2 separate regions of the Homo sapiens genome follow, and region 2 is linked to region 1. Evidence: chromatin contacts called from ENCODE Hi-C data. All regions are on one chromosome and are shown on one strand. Each heading gives the region's core, a stretch centred on a gene start or an enhancer-like site at or near the end of the contact. The rest is flanking DNA. Distances are from core to core; before and after follow the strand shown.

Region 1 (5,107 bases), core at 399-2,898:
GACTCCTCCAAGTTCTGGAGCACAGGAAGCTCTTTCCTATGTAAGGCTGCATTCAGGGCAAATGGAGGCATTGTCTTTGCCATCACAATGACCTGATGGGTGGAGGCACATCAGCAGCAGTCAGAGCTGAGGCAGGGCAGGTAGTGGGAGAGGGCACTGAGCGGGGAGGCCAGCTGACAAAGGGGTGCTGGAGCCTGGGACTGAACCTCACAGATTCTGCTTTCCATGGCCCATGATGGTGACCCAATATTGTACAGCATTATAAAGTGTGGCTTACAGGGCATTAGGACACCCCCCCCTCCACATACACACACGAAATGTCCCTGCACCCCAGAATTTGGAATTCTACTGGAGCATAAGGTTGTCCTCCTTCCAGTCTTCTCTCGAAACATGAGCCCTCCAGAGAGGAAGCACTGTCTGAGCTCTGTGTCATGAGAATCTGTGTATCTGCAGGGAGATGTAACTGTGGCCAGCGCAAGAGTATGGAGTAGCTTCCAAAGGAAGTTGCTTTTTATTTGTTTATTTTGGCTCAAGGGAGCATTGATAAAGGCAGTTGCTGAAGGAAGAGTGGATAAAAGATGCCAGGGTGGAGGGTGGGTGGGGGAGCAGGACCAACCATCTTTCTGAGGGAGCTTCCTGGCGCGTAGTAGGTACTTAAACTTTTGTGTATGATCAACGGTCTTGGCTTGTGACTAGACCAAGATCGCCAACCAGAATGGAGGGAGGCTGACCCAGCACATCCCGGAAGCATTTACAGAGCCAAGGAAGAGATTCTTCTTGCCCGTCTATGATAACATTGCATTGCCTTTCAGCTGGGGGCGATTAGAAAGGCACTCACTACTAGATCATGGGAGATGCCTGGGTTTTAACCCCTTGCTGCTCGGAAGGTGGTGATCATGATGGCCTGGGAGGGTTTTAGAATGGCAGAGTGTCAGGCCACCCCAAAGCTCCCAAATTAGAATGGCATTTTAACAAGACCCCCTAGGAGGTTGTATACGTGTTTAAGTTTGAGAAGCGCTGGTCTACATTACAACTGAGGAAACTCACTACTCCCTGAACACCTGCATCAAGGTAGATTCACAGAAACCTAGAACTGGATGACACTTCCCCTCACCAGGGTGCATGACAATATCATACTTTTTGCTTGCTAAAAAGTCCTTGTGAGGCAAATAGTCTGATAATCTTCTGAATTTCTACAAATATGGAAAAATAACTCTACCCTTTTCAACATCAGTGCCTATTACACAAAGCTCCAAGAAAAAAAAAATCATGATTAATATTTTTACTCTTTTCCCATAACTGATCATATTTCCCCTTTTACTGTGGTAGCCAGGATACTCAGGCACATGTTCACGACTATATCGTCCTTATTAAATATATTTAAATGCTACTTTCTTTCCCCCAGTCCATGATTTTTTTGTCTGATTTACTACTAGCCTTATTGCTAAGCTTTTCGAGGTAAGCCGTCCCAAGCAGCCTTTGGAAAAAGTCAACCGCGTAAGCAAAATAAATAGGAAACTTCTGTGCACTCCAGTAAGGGAGTCCTCTTTCCCCTTGACTGCTGTCACCTTTCGTGGTCGTGGCACGTCCTCTGCTGGATTTTTGAGCCAAGGACAGAGGGTTTGGGAGAAGGAGGCCTCCTTGGACTTCTGCCAGGAGTTACTGAGAAAAGAAAACCCAACCAGCTGGGGGGCCAGTTGGGGGGAAATCTGCACAGGATGTTCACACTGTGCCCCTCCCTGCTTCTTTCCTGACCCCCAGAGCTCACCTCAACACATCTGGAGTGTAGGGTGTTGTCTGCCCTGTCAGACCACTCTCCACACACAGCCTGGGGCAGGAACAATGGGACAGGTGGCTGGTGCTCACTCAGCACAGCAGGGGTGGTGGAAAGACACATGTCAGCTGAGGCTTGGCTTCAGGGCAGGCAAGTCACAGCCAAGTCACAGCCCAGCCCAGCATAGGCAAGGTGTAAAAGTCACTGGCCTCAAGGTCATACGCAAACACACTGTGATCAGAAGTGGAGGTAAATACACCCCACAGGGCTGGGATATGTTCTGGCATGCCCAATTCTGTTTCCTTGGTCTTGGCCTTCAAGGGGAGGGAAGGGAAAGGAAAGAGAGTTTGCTGAAGTCCCACCTGGGGCAGGCATCGTGCTACATTGAGGTCAGCCCCCTTCAATCCCCACTGAGACCCTGCAGAATGGGTGGGATCAGCCCCATTTTTCAGATGAAGAAGTGACTTTTTTAGTATCATGCAGTGAGGAAATGGCAGATCCGGGATTTGGACCAGGTCTGCCTGACTCTCAGATCTTCCACTACCTTTGACCCGCTAGGTGGAGGGCTCCTGTGAGCTGTGGCCTACACACCTGTGGTGATCCCTCAGTACTGAGGACCAGGACCAGCTTAGTGTGAGGGCCCAGCAGGGGCAGTCCATGCAGGGAGATGAACCTGGGGGATTTTCTCCCAAACACTCCTCACAGAGCTCCCTGGCCTGCCTAGGCAAGATCCTACCAGCCATCCCCAATCACTGGTTGTGTCTACCTGAGATCTGCACAGCTCGGATGCAGGTCTGTGGAATATCAGGCATGTCACTGAGAGTCTGGTTCTGTGTGGTGTACTACCTGATTTCATGGACACACACACAGAAGGCCATCGTCTCAGAGCCATCTTTAGGCGTTTGCTGGTTACGGCAGCCTGGGAGAAGCCAAGTCACTGCAAGAAAAGGTAAGGGAGATAATGGCTCGAGACCCTCCCTCAAAGGTCTAGGGGCACAGCTACCCAGGTTTGGGGCCTCCAGGGAAGAGGGGAGATGAGACCTTGGCTTCTGGAGGCTTCCATAGGGTAAAGGAACATGCGCAGGCTTTGAAACCACACGGACCTGGTTCAAATTTCACATCTCCGCTAAGTCTCCATTTCCTCCACTGTAAAATGAGTGTATAGACCTCTTAACAGGTTGTAAGAATTAAGTTCCCAGGAAAGTGCTGGGCACTTAGTAGGTGTTCATTAAAAGGCTGTCAGATAATCTGAAAGGAAAAGAAACGGTGTTCAGAGAGGAAGGGAAATACTGAAGAAGACAGTTCCCAAAGGAAATTTACCTCCAGGCAGGCTCTGCTCCACCCCCTTGGAAAAGGTCTTCTTCCTTATCCTGTGTGATGATCTAAACCCTCCTTTTCTCTGAGAGGCTCTCAGGGAACTTGCTGTCCTCTGGCCTCCCCCTCTCCCACAGCGAGGAACCCCAGGTGGGCAAAAGACGCCAGTGGCCCCTCCTCCTCTTTCTCCTTTTCTCACATGAACAGTAGGTGTTGTTGGCACCCTGGTCTGGGAATCAGGAAACCTGGCCATGCCCCACCCCCATGGCTGGCTGATTCATAAAATCTCTTCTTGTTGGACCTCGCACTCCTGCCAGCTTGAGGTATCTGAGATCTTGGTGTTGGAAACTTCCACTGCTACTCTGAGAGTTGCTAGGAACAGGCCCTGCCTTGTGCAAGGGCAGAGGTGCCCTGAGAGGCGCTTCGGGAGATGGGGCTGGGGAGGGAGGAGGCAGATGATGAGAGGCCTGATTTGCCTTTGGTGAGAAGTGAGGCTTTATCATGCTGGCGGTGGGAGCCCAGAAAGATTTTAGGAGGTATGCATCTCTGTGTGATCATAATAGCTAATATGTTTTTGAGTGCTTGCTACATCCCAGATGCTGTTCTAAGAAGCATTTTGACTGTATTAACTCATCTGATCGTCATAATACATTTTCCGTTTTTGAATTTGGAAACTGAGACACAGGAGGTTAAGTCACCTGTCTGATGTGACATATCTCAGAAAGTGGCAGAGCCAGGATTCAGACCCCTGGTTCTGTTTTGGTTCCACCTCCTACTACTACATCTCTGTTGTCTGGACGCCCTTATTCATCTCTGAAAAGACTTTCTCCCTGGTAGCCATAGGGAGAGTGGACCAACAAAGGAAGATGCCAGGCTGGGATGAGCTTAATGGGCAACTGGCAGGCAGAGTCTCAGGACTGTGTTTTGAAGTCTATTTGGGGGACTCAGTAAGTCTTGTGTGTTGGGAGTCTGCCGCCCAGGCCAGGGGCTGAACATTTAATCAAGGAGTTCAAACAACTGCCTGCAGCAGGCCTCTGGTTGGGGCTGAAAAGTCTGTAGAAAGGCAATTTAGTTCAGGTCCTATCCCTTGACTGCCAAGTCCAGGAAGAGAAGTGACTGCTAGCCCCGTGGCCCATCTATTGACTTTGACACCTAGAAAGAACAAGGTTTTTGAAGTTACAAGGACCTGGGTTTGAATCTTGAGCCTCAGTTTTCTTACCGGTCAAATGGGAACATTAGATAGAGTAAACCAAGGGCAGATGTGCAATGTAGGCCTTGAACACATTGAATTCCCCGCCTCCCCTCGCCTGTGAGCCCTTGGCTCCTTGTCCTTCACCACAATTCTGTGGATTTCAGAAGCTCCAGGGGGATGAAAGGAGAATGGCAGAAGCCAGGCTGCACTCTCCCTTGGCCCCGAACCCAGCTGGAGGGCCTGATTTTGGTGGTTGTAAGTCCTAGTCTTCCCTTAGCTCTGCCATTCAGTTCCACACTCTTTCCTGAAGCCCCAGAAATCATCATTCCTGGGGACCCTTCTCTTCCCTTTTCTGCTCCAGGCCCATGTGATTACTCTTATTCCTTGGGGAGAGCCAGCTTGGGTGAGACCCCAGACCTTCCGCCTCCTTGGGCCTCCATCCCAAACAATCCAAGAAGCCTGAGGTCCCTGCAGATGCCTGGCCCCACCCACCTGGACATGAGGGCCGCTCACACCTGGTATAGGTGAAGTCGCATTGAAGCCTGGAGAAGAACCTTTTTTTTAAAAAATTGATATATCAGCCAGAGTCGGTGGCTCACACTTGTAATCTCATCATTTTGGAAGGCTGAGGCAAGAGAATCCCTTGAGCCCGGGAGTTACAGGCCAGCTGGGTAACAAAATGAGACCCCCATCTCTACAAAAACACACAAAAAATTAGCTGGGCATGGTTGTGAGGGCCTATAGTCCCAGCTACTCAGGAGGTTGAGTTGGGAGGATTGTTTGAACCCCAGGAGGTTGAGGCTGCAGTGAACTGTGATTCTGCCACT
Region 2 (5,119 bases), core at 1,169-3,668, 440 kb before region 1:
ACTGACATGGGAACAGGCTCAAAGTCTGGAGCCAGAAAGTTCACACCAACAATGCAATGTGGGGCACCCAGCAAGAAAGGGAGATTGGGTAGGTGGAAGTAGCCAGGGATTCAGTAGCTGCTGGTTGGATGTTGGTGAACGAAGTGATGTGCACAGCATGGTATTAAGCGTGGATGCTGAGGGAAGCAATTCCCTGAACAAACATTGCCTGGGCCCTTCCTCTCCACAGAAGCAGGGACTAGGTAGGCCTTGCCTCAGAGGTCAGTACAGGGGCCAAGGGGCAGAGGCCTGGGGAAACCTTAGGTGAGAAGGACACTAAGCAAGAAGGTGGTGAGGTCATAGGGAATAGCATGTGCAGAGGCCCAGGGGTGCGGACGAGTGGGTTATGCTTCGGAAACTGCTAGTAGGTCAGGCCAGTGACTGGTTAATGTGGAGGAGGAATGCAGAGGAGCACATGGGAGCCCTTGGGGGCCTTAAAAATTACCCACAAGAAGGATAAACCAGAAACTAAAGAGATGGTTGCCCACAGTGGGAAGGGTGGGTACCCATGGGGCAGCAAGATGGCGGAATGGAGATGGATTGGGAATGAGAAGGAATGATACTTCTCTGAGTATCTTTGTATTTAGAGCCATCGTAATGTTCCACGTACCCTGAAATAAATAATTAAACCCAACTAGCGTGTAGGGGAACCCAAGATGAAATACAAACAGTAACACATGAACCTAACTCATATGAAAACACAACCACACTGATGGGAGTAGGAGACAAAGAAAGCAACAGAACCAGCCCAGGCAATTCGGGAACCAGTATTTTAACTGGACTCTATAAAGCCAAAGTAAAAAGGACACCAATACTGTAATGTAGTTAGTAAATGTGTTTCTCGCAAGGAGATGTGTTAGCAAATGGGATGTTACTTTACGGATACACCAAGCAACACATAAGGTAATACATCGTAGATGATGGGAGCTAAGCTGCTCACTGTAGGGGAAAGAAGTTACAATTAAGGAAAGGAGGAAGGCCAAAACAAACCCCAGGTGTTGGACTGGAATTGGAAGCATCAGTATCAATGCGTTTTTTTTTTTTTCTTTTTCTTTTTTTTTTTTGAGACAGGCTCTCATTCTGTCACCAGGGCTGGAGTGCAGTGGTGTGATCATGGCTCACTGCAGCCTCGACTTCCTGGGCTCAGGTGATCTTTCCACCTCAGCCTCCCAGGTAGCTGGGACTACAGGTGTTTGCCACCATGCCTGGCTAAATTTTCTGTATTTTTGTATTTTTAGTAGAGATGAGGTTTTGCCATGTTGCCCAGGCTGGTCTCAAACTCCTAGGCTCAAGCGATCTGCTCACCTTGGCCTTCCAAAGTGCTAGCATTACAGGCGTGAGCCACCACGCCTGGCCATAATTCATGTTTTTTGATATATATACAAGACATAAAGATAGAGAGATGAAAATGTGTGTGTGTGTGTGTGTGTGTGTGCGTGTTGAGGGGGGCTCAGTATAAATACTTGTATTTTCTAGCTCTGGCCACTGAGAGGGCTCGGAAGCAATTGGACCACAGTAGCAACAAGTACCAGTTGCTGTAGCAGGTCTTGATTTCTAAATGCCATTCTCCAGTGAAAGGAACCAGGGCTCCTTGGAGAAATGGTTGATTCCAGGGCTGACGTGGGAAAGATACAGATGAGTCTGGAATATACTGTGATGCTGGAAGGTAAAGATGTGCTTAGGAAAGGTCGAGGATGCACTGAAAGGTCAGAGGTGTAACCTGAGGGGCTCCCAATGGCCAGAGCTGGAACAATTTGAGAACAAAATAAACAACGGTAGTGTTGGATTATAACCTATATAATAAAATAAATGTCCATGATTCCATGCTGATATAAAAATCTACTGAATAAAGAAGTAACTAAATGACGGTGAGGGACAGCTCATGGACATTATCATTAAGTGGACATCATGGTAATGGTTGTGGCAGACAAGACCCACTCACCAATGGATGCTAAAGTGGGAATTCATATAAAGATACGTAGATACAGAGTGGGAAAAAAGCTGAGGAGAAACAGGATGTTTGCATAATCTCAAAGTCTCTCCCCATGATTATATTAATGTCCCAGTGGAGAAACTTGGCAGACACCACTTTAGCCAAGCAACCAAGGTAAACATCACCAGTAAGAAGACATATCGACATCACAAGCCCCTTGATAAGATGCACCAAGAAGGACATAACGCTTCTGTGGAATTCTTGCAAAAATGCATAACCTCACCCTAGTCTTGGGAAAGCATTAGACACACACACACTCTGAAGGCCAGTCTACAAAACAACTGTCAAAGGTGTCAAGGTCACAAATGATGAGAAAAGACTGAGGGACTGTCACAGATGAGGAGAAGAAGGGGACACGTTGACCAATCGCAGTGTGGACTCCTGGAACACTGAACGGACATTACTCAATAAAGCTGTACCGATTGTAATTTCCTGTTTCTGATCATTGTCACGCAGGAGATGTTAATGTTAGAGGAATCTGAGTAAAATATAGATGGCAACTTTCTGTACTATTTTGCAAGTTTTCCTTTAGTTTAAAAATATTTCTAAATAAAAAGTTTTTAAAAAATGACTGATGCTTATGTCCTGCCCTGTGAGTGAAGGGCAACTTTCATGTTTGAGCTCTTGTTTTATGCCAGGTATACTCTGCACATTTCCTAATTGAATCCTCACAACCCCATGTAAGGTGAGCACTTGTCTTTGCATGAGGGGAAAATGAAGTTCAGAAATGTTAAGAAGGCCACATAGTGAGTAAGAGCAGGACTGGGATTCAGAATCAATGAGTTAATGAAGACTACAAACATACAGTCTGATACCAGCTATTTAAATGTATTCATAGAAAAATGAGTGGAGGGAATACATCCAAATATATTTGGATAATTTTGGGTTATTATAACACAACCCAAATGTCATCAGCCTTCCTGGCCTGTGCATATGAAGGCAGTCATGTTCACAAACACAATACTGAGGCCTGGTTTTTACTGACATGTGTTCACTGGAACTCCTGGCTCCCTTGCAGTGACCTCCTGCTCCAGGTGCTTCTGTGAGTTCCCAGGAGGATGCTTCCTCCTGGGAAACTGGTGCAAGCTCTAGTCACCTCACAGTGTCCTCTCCAGGTCCAGGTCCCCTGCCACTGTCTGCCACCTGCACAGCTATGTGGGGAGCCAGCATTCATACCAGTATTGCTCTTCCAAAGCCAAATCTAGTGATGCCCCAGGGATGGAGGGGGCTGCTTCTGCAGAGGTGGGAGAGCATCCCCTCCCCAAAACCAGTCTCCCACCACACCACACCTCCAAAAGACCCCCAGAAACAGCTGCCAGTGCCCGGCTCTTAGTCTCTCATCACATGTTGCTCAGAAGCATTCCGGCACTAAACACCGCACCAAGAAGCTAACAACGCTGTCATCATCCTAACTCCATTTTATTTTTAAATATAAGATTTATAATTATCACTTAAAAGATATATACATCCTCTACATTTCATTTTTTTATCCAGAAACTTTAATTGCAGAGATGGCTGGCATGTAAATGGACGCAAGGGGCCACAGTGGCCCACGGAAAGCAAATGGAAGGGACTGACCTACTGGTGACTTTCATTCTAGAATCAGGTATGTGTTGAGTGCTTTGCCCCGCAGGTTCCTCATCTCCTCGAGCAGCTTCTCTCCGGCCTTCTCTGCTGGTTGTGCTTGATCTTTCACTTCTCTGAGTATCAAAAAACCCAAGAAGGAAACATGAGGACACTTAATAAAACCACGCAAATCACCCCCCGCCAGCAGTGCTGGTGAAGGTCGGAGGAGCATTTCGTTTAATATACAAAGAAGGTTTTCACCACAGTTAGTGATAGTTTACTTACCAGTGAAAACACTCAGCTTATGAATGATTCAAACCTGGCTTCTGGCCTCAGCTGCATCAGTTTCTGAGCATGGGCAAGTTACCCAAGAATCCACAGCCCCTGTTTCCTGATGTGCGAATGGTGTAATTCCCATCTCCCAGCATTGTAGCAAAGGTGAAATGAGATCTTATTCACAGAGATCCTGGTGTGAGGTCTTCTAAGTGCTCAGTCAATGCTGGCTGGTTTTTCATCTTTATGAATGAGGTAGATACACACTATTTCTAACTCTGGCAATGGCTCCAGAAGAGTGAGCACCTCAGGGAGAGTTGTGCACCTGGACCAAGTAGTGGCTGAGTGGAGCCGAGGCTGATGTTGGTGTGGCGGGGGTTGCTGGGTAGAACTTTGACTGGACGTGGTGTAAAATGAGGCTATCAATTGATGGGTGCAGTGGGAGTAGACAAAGGGCGGAGAGATGGGGAGGACCTGGGCTTCTTAGGGGCCAGCTTGCCTCTTGGTGGGCTGGGGCCAAGGGTTAAGATGGAGACTCGGCTCAGAGACTGTCATGGTGCTCACCAGCATCCAGATATGTGGGAGGAAATGACGAGTGTTTTGGTTAAAAGGCCATATGTCTTGTTCAAAGACTGTGAACTCAGCTATATAATCTGCTTGGGCAATATAAATCCAATATAAAATAAAGTGCTTCTGAGACATTTTTGAAAAGAGGGTGACATGTTTGGCAAATGGCTGACAGTTTTGGAAAACCAGAAATACCTGAAAATGGAGAATTAAGATGTTCCCTAATGCACATAATTAAAGAAATTAATTGGTACCATTTTATGGAATCATGTCTAAAAATATATAGATCCTGTCTCCCCTTAGAGATACTAATGATTGAGTAATACTGTGTTGATCTAAGGAGTGCTGAAAAATGTGTCAGCAACTAAAGTCACAGTCTCACAGTTCCTTGAACATTTTGTGGGGAATGTGATTCCCCTGTGGGTCTTGAAAGGGCCAAGACCGCTGTCCAGGCAGCAGAGAATCTCTCTGGTGAATTTCAGCCATTGAGTGAGAGCAGATGATTCTTTGCATCCATGAAAATAAATGTTTGCCAGAAACCAAATAAAGAACAGTCTTCAGGGGGAAATGGGACACTGCTGATGTGTTCTTTTTGTTCCGTCCCTGTCTGTCCAGGCTCTGGGTGTCTGGCAGGGAGGACTCTGTTGGCTTCTGGCTGGAGAGAAGGAGGTGAGGAAGAGG

What was found. Hi-C counts contacts between places; a loop is a spot of excess contacts on that map. Pooled maps may share reads with other maps.
Region 2: a map of mammary epithelial cell shows a loop between it and region 1 (26-fold over the local background). The contact joins two enhancer-like sites. A Hi-C loop is called at or near these places in 4 of 168 maps with a recorded cell type or tissue (A673, K562, heart left ventricle and 1 more), 1 of 37 single-sample maps with no recorded cell type and 9 of 50 pooled maps.

What each region holds. Positions count from the first base shown.
Region 1 is chr2:119,215,445-119,220,551 of GRCh38, reverse strand. No RefSeq gene overlaps it. Among named protein-coding and RNA genes, the nearest start is that of STEAP3, 5.8 kb to the left of the region's middle. RefSeq lists a silencer at 1,385-1,679 and enhancers at 1,888-2,484, 1,855-3,054. Within about 2 kb of position 1,648, at least 7 of the 41 ENCODE cell types and tissues checked have a DNase peak (open chromatin) inside an H3K27ac peak, as active enhancers do.
Region 2 is chr2:119,654,975-119,660,093 of GRCh38, reverse strand. It overlaps CFAP221 (cilia and flagella associated protein 221), which reads right to left. Exons shown (of 24, transcript NM_001271049.2): 24 at 3,433-3,732. The coding sequence ends at 3,624. Among named protein-coding and RNA genes, the nearest start is that of TMEM177, 22 kb to the left of the region's middle. Within about 2 kb of position 2,418, at least 2 of the 41 ENCODE cell types and tissues checked have a DNase peak (open chromatin) inside an H3K27ac peak, as active enhancers do.